Linked DNA regions of Homo sapiens: region 2 is linked to region 1. Evidence: chromatin loops called from intact Hi-C (ENCODE). Cell type or tissue: psoas muscle. All regions are shown on one strand. Each heading gives the region's core, and the rest is flanking DNA. Links, peaks and the distances in the headings are about the cores only.

Region 1 (7,945 bases), core at 3,274-5,773:
CAAGCCCTTGGCCCAGTCAAATTGACACATAAAGGTAGCCATCATAGAAACTCATTTCAATGTTGTTTTGTTTTATTACAGGAAGACTGAAGAAACCTAATCCTAGGTGCTGCCACTGGGACAAACAAGAAGCACCAGACACAGTGCTGTTTTAGGGTGGGGCAGAATTATGCTGAGGGAAAAGTTATTATCACTCTTTAAGGCCAAGGAAACCACAATTTTTAAAGAAGCTTCTAGAAATTCTACCCAGTAGAAAATAAAGATAAACTTCTGTAAGGAATTTCATTCTTTTCAGAATTCGCAATCTGAAATGTAGAAGCCCATTCCTTCATGGTTCTCATAGATATTTAGTGTGACTGAGGGGTCAGTGGACTCATAGCACTCAGGCCAGGCTTCTCCTGAGTCCCTTTCTTTGGCACAGAGGGAGTGATTCACAGATCCTCTACCCCCAAAGGCATTGTTTCCTCATCTCAACAAGAATCCAGCACCCGTCATTTTATCAGCACACGTCACTAGCTTCTCAAGTGAGACTACTCTGAAGTGATCTGTGTTTGAAGAATGCCTTTCCCTTTCCCTTACGTAACTAAGAGGATGAAAAAGGACACTCACTCCCTATATGAAAGCTGTGTATTGTAAGCAGTCATCTTGCCTGGCTGAGAACTCTAGGATCTTTTTCTCTGCTCTCCTTTAGGCTGACACTCATAGCCAGACCTTCTGTTTATTAGCCCCCTGAATCTATTTGAAAATATTTTTGCTTTCATTATAATATAAGTCACATTCTTCTTGCATCTGCCGCTGCATTTTCCAAAAGGGTTATGTCAAGGGAAATTCAACACTCACTTTTCTCATTATTTGCTTACCAGCTTGCTCACTCATCAAAATACCAGAGTTATTTGATACTTCAGAAGATTATTTCCCCCTTTAGATGATGTGTCAAGGGAAGGGGAGCTGGCCCCAGTATCAGGTGACAGAATTTTCTTCGCATTTCTACTGTTGACTCAATAAATGCCCTTGGGCAAGTCATGGAGCCTCTTCATACTTTGGTCTCTAGGGATAAAATCTGCCAACCGCAGCATGTGTATTTGAACCTCAGTGTCCTCTGGAATAAAAATAGGAGGGGACCAGGTGTCCATGTGACCCCAAGCTGATGGGAAGAGGATGACCATAGGACTTCAAAATGTCCTTGAGCTGTAAATTCTGTAATAGGGTCAGGCCCACCAGTGGCCTTCAGGCATTTGTCCAGTGGTGTATGGATAAGTTCTAGCACTTGAGTTTTTTCAGCACAAAGGAGGCACTATGTCAACCTCCCACCCATGGGTATTCTGTTTGCTCTGTGTCCCCGCTTCTCTGCATTTCCCTGCCATATTACTCACCACTGGTCGTAATTACTTGCTTGATCACTTGTCTCCTGGTCTGTAAGCTGTTTGAGGGAGGGGAGCACATCTGCCCTATGCAACACTGTACCCTCAGTGTGGTACACAGGAGCACATGCCTGACATATGGAAGTTATGTGAGAAACATTTGTGAAGTGGACAAATTAATAATGCTGCCTGGACTCTATAGAAATCCCTTTTCTGCATCATTAAGGTTCCCAAGCCTGGCCAAGAAGTAGTGGGATCTGATTAGCCTCATCTCCTCATAACCCTACTTCCTATAATATTATAATGAAAGCAGATCTCAGCCCAAATGCTGGCACACATACATATTTATCAGTAAGAAGATCCAAAATCGTTCATGCAGCTGGTTCTGTAAGCTTGGCAAATTTCCAGCCCTCTGAACTTTTCAGTGCTTTGTCCACACTCTACATGAAAGGGCCTCTTAAGAGTGACAGGGCAGTATTCTAAAGACCAGATTTTAATTGCACCAGGTAACTGAATTGTCTGAATTCACAGCTGAACACAGGACAAGGTCAGAATCATATTTCTTATGCCATTTAGAAAGGTGACAAGTGAAGGGCTGGCCAAAATCTTACACCCAGCTTACGTAAGAGTAGAGACTGTCCCTAATGCTTTCCCCAGTCCACTTGTCTCGAACACCATTAGGTTCAATAGTAAAAGCCCATTTCTCACTTGCTTCATGTTAATTGACTGATCACTAATTTTACCAATAAGAAGCCATTTTTATTATTTATCATTATGATTTTTATCATTTTGTTAATTAGCCAAGCTTCTGCTGTTGACTCCAGATAAAGAGAGTTAAAGCACTTGGGGTGACCACCTAAGTAGATTTTTTCATGGTGAACAAATGGAAGCAACAGAAACAGCTCAGACTTTTGAAAAGTGATGAAAAAGGCCCATGATGCCCTGCTCCTTGAAAATGAAGAAGAGGATGACTTAGCCCTGCAGGGCTCTTTTCTTTGCATGTTCTTACCAACCCTCAGGGGAGATTCAGTCTACTAGCTGGCTTCCCCACGTGGACCTCACTCTGTGGCAAGTAACTGGGAGTAATTTACCTTCTGGGTTCTCTTACAACCCCCTTAGCTATGTAGGTGATTTCAGGCCCAAGGGGGAAGATATCAGATAAGCCAGAACATTTTGATTCTACTGACCGAGTTTCCTCACCTCCCTCCCTTTGTTTCTGATAAATACATACGTTAAGGTCAGCTGAAGAGTTGTCTGTGATAATTGCCCTGAATCCTCACTCACTCCTCTGAATTTCTGTCTTCTGTAGCCTCTTAGCCATGTTGCAGGTGAAGGTCTCAAGTCATTTGCACCACTAGGAATCGTTTGTGTTATTGTGACTGATATATGTCCTCAGAGTTGTATCAGTGTTGTCCCCTACACACACATGCACATACATGCACCACACAATATGCACGTTCTATAAGACAGAGCCTCTATTTTTGGTGTCTGCTTAGCCCTCCAGTTTCCCATTGGGATTAGTTGTTTTCTCCAAGCTTCAGACAACTTGGAGATCCTGCCTAACTTTGGTTGCTCTTCCTTGTCAGACTGGAACTTACCCTCAGTATGGTACAACCAATCACTGGCTCTCAGGGAACTCATCACCCTGAACTATGCCTGACAGGACAGGAGCACCATCATCTCGGACAAACACTGCCACTTTAAGTTCCAGCTCCCTTTCTAGCCTCAGGCATTTCAAGAAAATCACTTGTCTTCTCATTACAAGCAGTCAGAAAGAGCAGACAGTAAAATACAGATAAGACGGGCACAGAGGGAAGTGGGAGGAAAGTCTCTTGGGTAACTGCCAAACTTCACCCTCATACAATGGGCCCCAGTAAAACAGTGGGCCTTAATAAGCACATTCCTTTCCTTTCAGGTGCACTAAGATAGGAAGGCTAAAGGCAGATTGGGGGGATATGCCTGCAGCTACAGAAAGATGTATGGGAACAGACACACAACTCTCCCTCCCAAATAAGCACAACAGAGAGACACAGAAGCAGTCCAAGCCTCTGATAAACTCTCCCACCCTGAATCTTTAAAAACTCTTAGTCTGCAAGAGAGTGTGGCTTCTGACCTAACTCGATCAGAAGTCCCTCCCAGGTTTAAAATAAACCTGTTAACTGTTGAGCCACCCTTCGTGTTTCTCTCCTCTTTCTTTAATTCTTACAATGCCTTCCTGATGGCTGACTGCCAGGAAACCCCTTGGATACAATAGCCTGAAGCTGCTTACTCCCCTGGGTGTTGCCCTCCTGGCTACCCATGGAAGAGCAAGCCCTGTTGACAAGAGCTTCCCCCAGCTCTAATCCTACCTGGTTATGGTTTATTTTCTTTCCCCACCATCTGGGCAGTTATGTTGGCCCAAGGAATTTGACTCAGTATTATCATAGCATAGAGCTAATTTTATATGTATTTATTTCCATGGTAAACAAGTTATTCCCATTGTCTGTCATTCCCACTAAGCCTGCTAGGGACAGCCCAAAGGAGCAGCTCTAAGTGAGGATACTTTGCCCTGTATGACCCCGTCCCTAGAGCAGATTGGTTCATGGTTGACACCTAACAAAAAGACAGCCAATCGATAGGTTGGTCAGCAACTTTTCTCATAACCTGACGCATACATAAAAGCTGGGTTAAACGCCATTTCTACCTTGGAAATTTAACCAAAGAAAGGTCAAGAAAAAGCGAAAAGACTTGGGAGGATGCTTTGAAATGAAAAGATAAGAATTGGAGCTACAGTAGGTTGTAAGAAGCCCCGGTTGCAAAATATTGAAACTATGAGCAAGCTGTAGTGATGGTGGAGAGAAGAGTTTCAGGCCAAGGGAAAGAAGCAGCTCAGAGGAGACTGAGCTAGGCCAGTGGACATGGCCCCCTAACTCCTGCCACAGAGCCCTGGAGTCTCCTGGAGCCAGAGTGGCTCCTCAGTCCCAGGGCAGTGAGGCCTATCCCTTCCAATGCCTCTTCCTTCCTTCTGTGGAAGACCAACTCCATTGATGTTCCATGTTTATCTCCCTCCTGAGCTAACCTAGCTGAGTCTGCTCCTTACAATCAAGAAAACCCACCCACTTTACTGGATTCTCTCTGTGTGCAGCGATGGTGGCATATATCTTTGTAGCTTTTTGCCTCTAATATAATGCATTATAAGGGTAAGTGATGAGTTCTCAGTAAATGAATGTTGAATAAACGAATTTTTGAAAGCGCAAAGGAACAGACAAGTTCATACACTTACTGTTATGTTGTAAAGTCTTCAGTTTGGCTTTCTCAAAGTTGAACAAAAGATGGCTACATTCCTAGCGTCCCCCCAAGCCTTTTCCTAGTCCATGAGTTTAGAGATGGACTGCAAATTTTAAACAATACAAATCTAGAATCAGATTCAAAATCTCCTTCAAGAGGACAAACACTCTACTCCTATTCTCAATCCAGTTTTTTGAACTGATCAGCCCACACACGCACGCACACACACACACACACTCAAAATTATTTTAATATATGGACAGTCCTCAGTGTTTTTGTTTGTTTGTTTGTTTGTTTTTTGAGATGGAGTCTCACTCTGTCGCCCAGGCTGGAGTGCAGTGGCGCAATCTCGGCTCACTGCGAGCTCTCCCTCCCGGGTTCACGCCACTCTCCTGCCTCAGCTGGGACTACAGGTGCCCGCCACCACGCCCAGCTAATTTTTTTGTATTTTTAGTACAGACGGGGTTTCACCGTGTCAGCCTGGATGGTTTGGGTCTCCTGACCTCGTGATCCGCCCACCTCAGCCTCCCAAAGTGCTGGGATTACAGGCGTGAGCCACCGCACCTGGCCATCTTCAGTGTTTTTAATACCTGAGTTTGTGGTTCTAATTGTCTGATTGAGCTAAAAATTAACAAGAACTGGTTTGAGAACATCTTCCTGCTTGGAAGTTATTTCACCAATTCATTCTTTTATAACACTGTAAAAAAGTAACTTATTACAAGGTAGTAGTAACCTTTTCTTCCAAAGAAATATAAAAAATCAATTTGGTTATGAAGAGAACTTTTGAACTTGGAGTTACTGAAAATTATTTACCATCAGAGGAATATGTACTGGTCCTAAGAACAATGATAAAAGCCACAGTCCCTACTCTGGCAGCTGCTGGGCTGGTGGCAGAAGTTGTCTCATCTGCTTTTCCCCACCATTCTGGGAGCACTAGTAGCTTTGACTATACACAGCTATCAGAAGAGGGAGAGTTCAGCCTAGACCAGGGGTTGGTCCACAAACCTTTATGGCAAAGGGCCGAACAGTAAATATTTTAGGTTTTGTGGGCCCCATAGTCTCCACTGCAAGTACTCCACTGTGCTATGGTCACACAAAAGCAGTCATAGACAATATGTGAAGGAATGAGTATGACTATGTTCCAATAAAAGTTTACAGGTGCAGAAATTTGAATTTTATATAATTTTCATGTGTCCCAAACTATTATTCTTCTTTTCAGCCATTTAAAAACATAAAAACCATCCTTGCATTGTGAGCTGTATCAAATCAGAGGATGAGAACATGGACGCAGGTTTGGGGTCCCTGCTTCCTACCCTAGCTGAGTGCTGGGGGAACAGGCTGTAGAATAGATGCCTCAGGTCAACATGGGGGGCTCCCAGGGTGGAAAGACTAGGGTCTCCCTTCCCAAGGTGAGTTCTGGAGTGACTGTGAGCCCTAGTGAAGCTTCATGTCCCCCATGGTACCAGAGCAGCAGAGCAACGGTGGCCAAGGGGCCTGGACAGAATACCCTGGAGCCAGCTTTGTGACAGGCCCCTACAAATGATAAGGACAAAGAGTCAAAGTTCCTGAGCCTCCATTTCAAAGGAGAGAAGAAGATGATGATGGCTGGCCAGCAAATTCAGAGAAGACTGGGTTGGAAGGCGAGATCTGCCTGGACTCTACAACCAGAGGCCATTACAAGATGGTGTCCCCTTGGCCAATACAGCAGGGGAAACAGCTGATGCCCAAAGACCGCATGGTTTGGAGGAGGCTCTCCTCAGAGAAGAAGTGGCCTGCCTCCACTCCTCTGGGTTCCCTAGAGCTGGTGAGGGGTAGGAGAGGGGGTCTCATTGTCTGTTTGTGCTAGAGGTACAGGGAGGGTTGTACACAGAAAACACTCCAAACTCCTCCAATGCCAGAACTAAAATGGAGTGCATCTTAGAAGCAGTATCTACCTTTCATTAGAGAACATTTTAGTCCATAAACAAGGGATATTTAAAAGCCACACAAGGCTGGGTGCTATGGCTCACGCCTGTAATCCCAATGCTTTGGGAGGTCCAGGAGTTTAAGACCAGCCTGGGCAACGTAGCAAGACCCCATCTCTTAAAATAAAAGCCACACCCATCTCTTCCCACTGGACCAGGGGTCTTCCCAGACCAGCTGCAGGATGCCTGACCTCCCGAGGGGCTGCACATTCTGTTTGAGTCAGGGCATCTCCAGGCAACAGCAGGAAACCCAGCCAGCCTCTGTGCTCTGGACACTTCTTGTGTGGCAATGACTTTACTCTGGAGAGAGGTGGCCACACTGAAGTGCTCCCCCTTCTGTAGGTCAGCTTCCACGAACTAGAAGAGCTCTGTGAGTAGGGCTGTGGTCTCAGGAGGATTATTCCAGAATCCCCTCAAAGTATTTGTTTAAGTTTAGAAACAGTGAGGCCTGGAAATGATAAAATTGTCCACATTTGTCTGCCATTAATTCACTTTTATGAGAAGCAAAGCCTTTGGTTTCTTTAAGCCTCAATTTCTTTCTTTCTTTTTTTTTTTAATTTATTTTTTTGAGACAGAGTCTCGCTCTGTCACCCAGGCTGGAGTGCAGTGGCACAATCTCAGCTCACTGCAATTTCCGCCTCCTGGGTTCAAGCCATTTTCTTGCCTCAGCCTCCCAAAGTTCTGGGATCACAAGTGTGAGCCACTGTGCCCGGCCTATGCCTCAATTTCTTCCTGCCTTACTATAGGTACATCATATTTATTTAATTCCCTAAGTCCCTCCTCAACAGATTTTATTCTACTACTGAAATCCAGTCTGCAGAAACTAAAAGTTGTATAGTGGATATGAAATTTATATAACCACCATAGTTCAGTATCTCAGGGGTAAAAATAAAATGTGACTATTTATTTCCACAAAACTGAACCTATCAATTCAAGATAACTTTTGCTTTAAAACTCACGACTCCTTGAATCAATAGTCAATTTCTGGATCTTTCTCCTCCTCCTAGGTCCTCTTCTCCCTGAAGGCTGTCACAGTTCCTGTGCAGAGAGAGAGGGCACTGCAGCACCCAGGCGCTGGTGAGAGGGAGTTTCTGGCTCACACTATTCTCTGCCTTCCATTGGCATTGACTCAGCTGAAACTTGGCACATCTTGTCCTCTTAGTCATGCGCTGGCATCTACCACTTGTGCCCAAATCCACCATGGCCTCACGTCACCAGGCCCACATATTACCAGGTTCCTTTGGCTCTGCAAGCCTGTGGTGCTTGGGCACGCTTGGCTGCTTTTTCTTCCCCCTGCTGGGTATTGGGGGGGCTTCTGAGACACTGACTTCCTTGGCCTCTCACTCAGTCCTT
Region 2 (2,500 bases), core at 1-2,500, 120 kb after region 1:
ACACCGGGCTAATTTTTTGTATTTTTAGTAGAGATGGGGTTTCACTATGTTGGTCAGGCTGGTCTCGAACTCCTGACCTCAGGCGATCCTCTGCCTCCGCCCCCTAAGTGCTGGGATTACAGACGAGCCATTGCGCCCTGCCTATGTTTGTAGCTAAATTTCTGTCCAGGGAACTTTGTGGTATTCTGAGATCCGTCACAGGCTTCGGAAGTATAGTTGTTTCCTAGTCAGTTTAGAATTTATGGGGTTTTTTGTTTGTTTTTGAGACAGAGTCTCACTCTATCGGCAGGCTGGAGTGCAAGGGCGCTTTCCTGGCTCACTGCAACCTCCGCCTTCCGGGTTCAAGCGATTCTCCTGCTTCAGCCTCCCAAGTAGCTGGGACTACAGACATGCGCCGCCACACCCAGCTAATTTTTGTATTTTTATAGAAACGGGAGTTTCACTGTGTTGGTGGGAGGCTGAGGCAGGAGAATCGCTTGAATCCGGAAGGCGGAGGTTGCAGTGAGCCAAGAACGCGCCCTTGCACTCCAGCCTGCCGATAGAGTGAGACTCCATCTCAAAAAAAAAAAAAAAAAAAAAAAAAAAAGCATTGAAATGACTTTACTGTGATTGTCTCATGAAGTCTACGTTTGTATTCTTTGTTTTGAAGTAGTAATTGCTACTACCAGTTGGGCATGCCGTTTTCCTTTATTCTTTTTATATTAGGCTTGAAGAGAATTCAGTTTTTTATAAGATATGTCTTTTAGTGGTAAGTTTTACTCAATGATCAGCATGTTTTTTCATCTCCTTTGATTGTAAGTTCTTTCAAGATTGATCCCATGCTTTGTCAACCTGTTTCAGTGCTTCACATACGCAGTTGTCATTCAGTCACTATTTCTATGCCTTTTTATATTTTTGTTCTGACTTAAGATAACAAACTTAAATTAGCAGTATTTTATCTATGAGTAATTTTTACATTTTGTCTTCGTTTAGGTCTGTTAGCTTTTTATTTCTTTAAATGCACATGCGTAATTCATGCCGTGTACATTTTCATTTAAACAGAATGGCTGTATCTAGACTTTTCTTGGCTGCTGTTTAATAATATAACACTGTAAAACATTTTACTTTTATATAGTATTCTTGAAACATCTTAGTTTTTTATGACTTGAATGGGTAATATTATTCGCAAGTTATCCTCTTTTTTTTTTTCTCCTACCTTTTGAGGATATTTATTGTCATTGCAGAAGATATCTGAAACAGTAGCTTGGGGAAATAAAATAATGAGTAGAAGACTGTAAACTGTAGGAAGCAGTTATTTCCCTTGGCAAGAAAGCAAGAGACATGTCTATTTTATTTGAAAGATGAAGGCTGGCTGTTTTTCTGGAGACGGCCACTACTGTTGGACGTAAAATAATAAATCATAGAAATGGCTAAAGAAATGAAGAATTTTTACATGGGGAAAAAATGCAGCCAACAGCATCATACCAACAAAGTTTGGTGTCTTTAGATGGGATTAAAGTCTTTAAACTGATGACAGATTTAGGATTTTTCAAATTGGCCCAACTCTCTGAACAAGTCAAGGTGTCAACCCCTGTCAATAGGATGGAACACTTAAGGGCCCCATTCAGTCATCCGTGTCACCAAACAGGTTCTCAATTACTAACTGCCAGCTGACTACATTCTGGGTTCAGGGGCTTGTTAGATAGTAACAGTGAGCCAAGGCTACTCAGTTGATGTATTAGCATTATCAGGGGACCAAGAAAACTAAAAACAACCTTGGGCTGCAGGCTCTGTATCTCAAAGAGGACTGAAACCTTTCTGCAGCTCTTAAACAGCAGCTAAAGTTTGACACGACTAAATGTCCACTTCTGTTGTTCAAACCACATAGAAGTTTCAGTGAATAATTGTTTAATTATCTTTAGCAGTGGAAAAGGAATGTAAGGCAGGAAAAGTGAAGCACATGACTTTTGTGAATATTACAAGTGAAGTTGTTTTTTTTTTCCCTGACAGAGTATAATCCTGACTCCCCAGATGGCAAATGTTGTAATGTTGGTATAATGGCCATCAGCTTAGATTTTCTGGGACTTTCCCACCTTTCAAACACTTTATCCCATGTGTCTTGATTTTTTATTAGTAACACAACTCATGCAAGCTACCCACCTGTCAGCATCTCTCTCGGTATCTTCTACCTTCCCTCCTGCTGTATGGATTAGCTGTCACTGCTTTCACATAAGGCCAGCCCTCGGCTTGTGTTTCTGATCCCATCCCCCTCACCTACTCTGGGATATCATTCCGGCAGGTGTCTCCTGCATCATCAGTCTTTTCTTTTCTACTGGATCATCTCCATTAGTATACAGACTTGCTGTTATTTCTCCTTTCTTAAGAAGAAGGAAAAGGCTGGGCACAGTGGCTCACACCTGTAATTCCAGCACTTTGGGAGGCCGAGGCAGGTGGATCACCTGAGATCAGGAGTTCGAGACCATCCTGATCAACATGGAGAAACCCCGTCTCTACTAAAAAT

What was found. Hi-C counts contacts between places; a loop is a spot of excess contacts. Peaks named below come from ENCODE experiments on the same cell type or tissue, not always from the same donor. Only the 100,000 strongest peaks of a DNase experiment are listed, where the experiment ranks them.
Region 2: a loop joins it to region 1, with 8 times the contacts of the local background. A loop is called at or near these places in 5 of 110 quality-filtered maps.

The regions. Positions count from the first base shown.
Region 1 is chr6:106,739,425-106,747,369 of GRCh38, reverse strand. LINC02532 (long intergenic non-protein coding RNA 2532) reads left to right here. Exons shown (of 7, transcript NR_033557.2): 2 at 7,600-7,669. Among named protein-coding and RNA genes, the nearest start is that of MIR587, 41 kb to the left of the region's middle. In psoas muscle, for the core only: no CTCF peak of the experiment used is centred there; no DNase peak of the experiment used is centred there.
Region 2 is chr6:106,625,830-106,628,329 of GRCh38, reverse strand. All of the region lies in intron 1 of RTN4IP1 (reticulon 4 interacting protein 1), which reads left to right. Among named protein-coding and RNA genes, the nearest start is that of RTN4IP1, 2.4 kb to the left of the region's middle. In psoas muscle, for the core only: no CTCF peak of the experiment used is centred there; no DNase peak of the experiment used is centred there; H3K4me3 peaks cover 329 bases.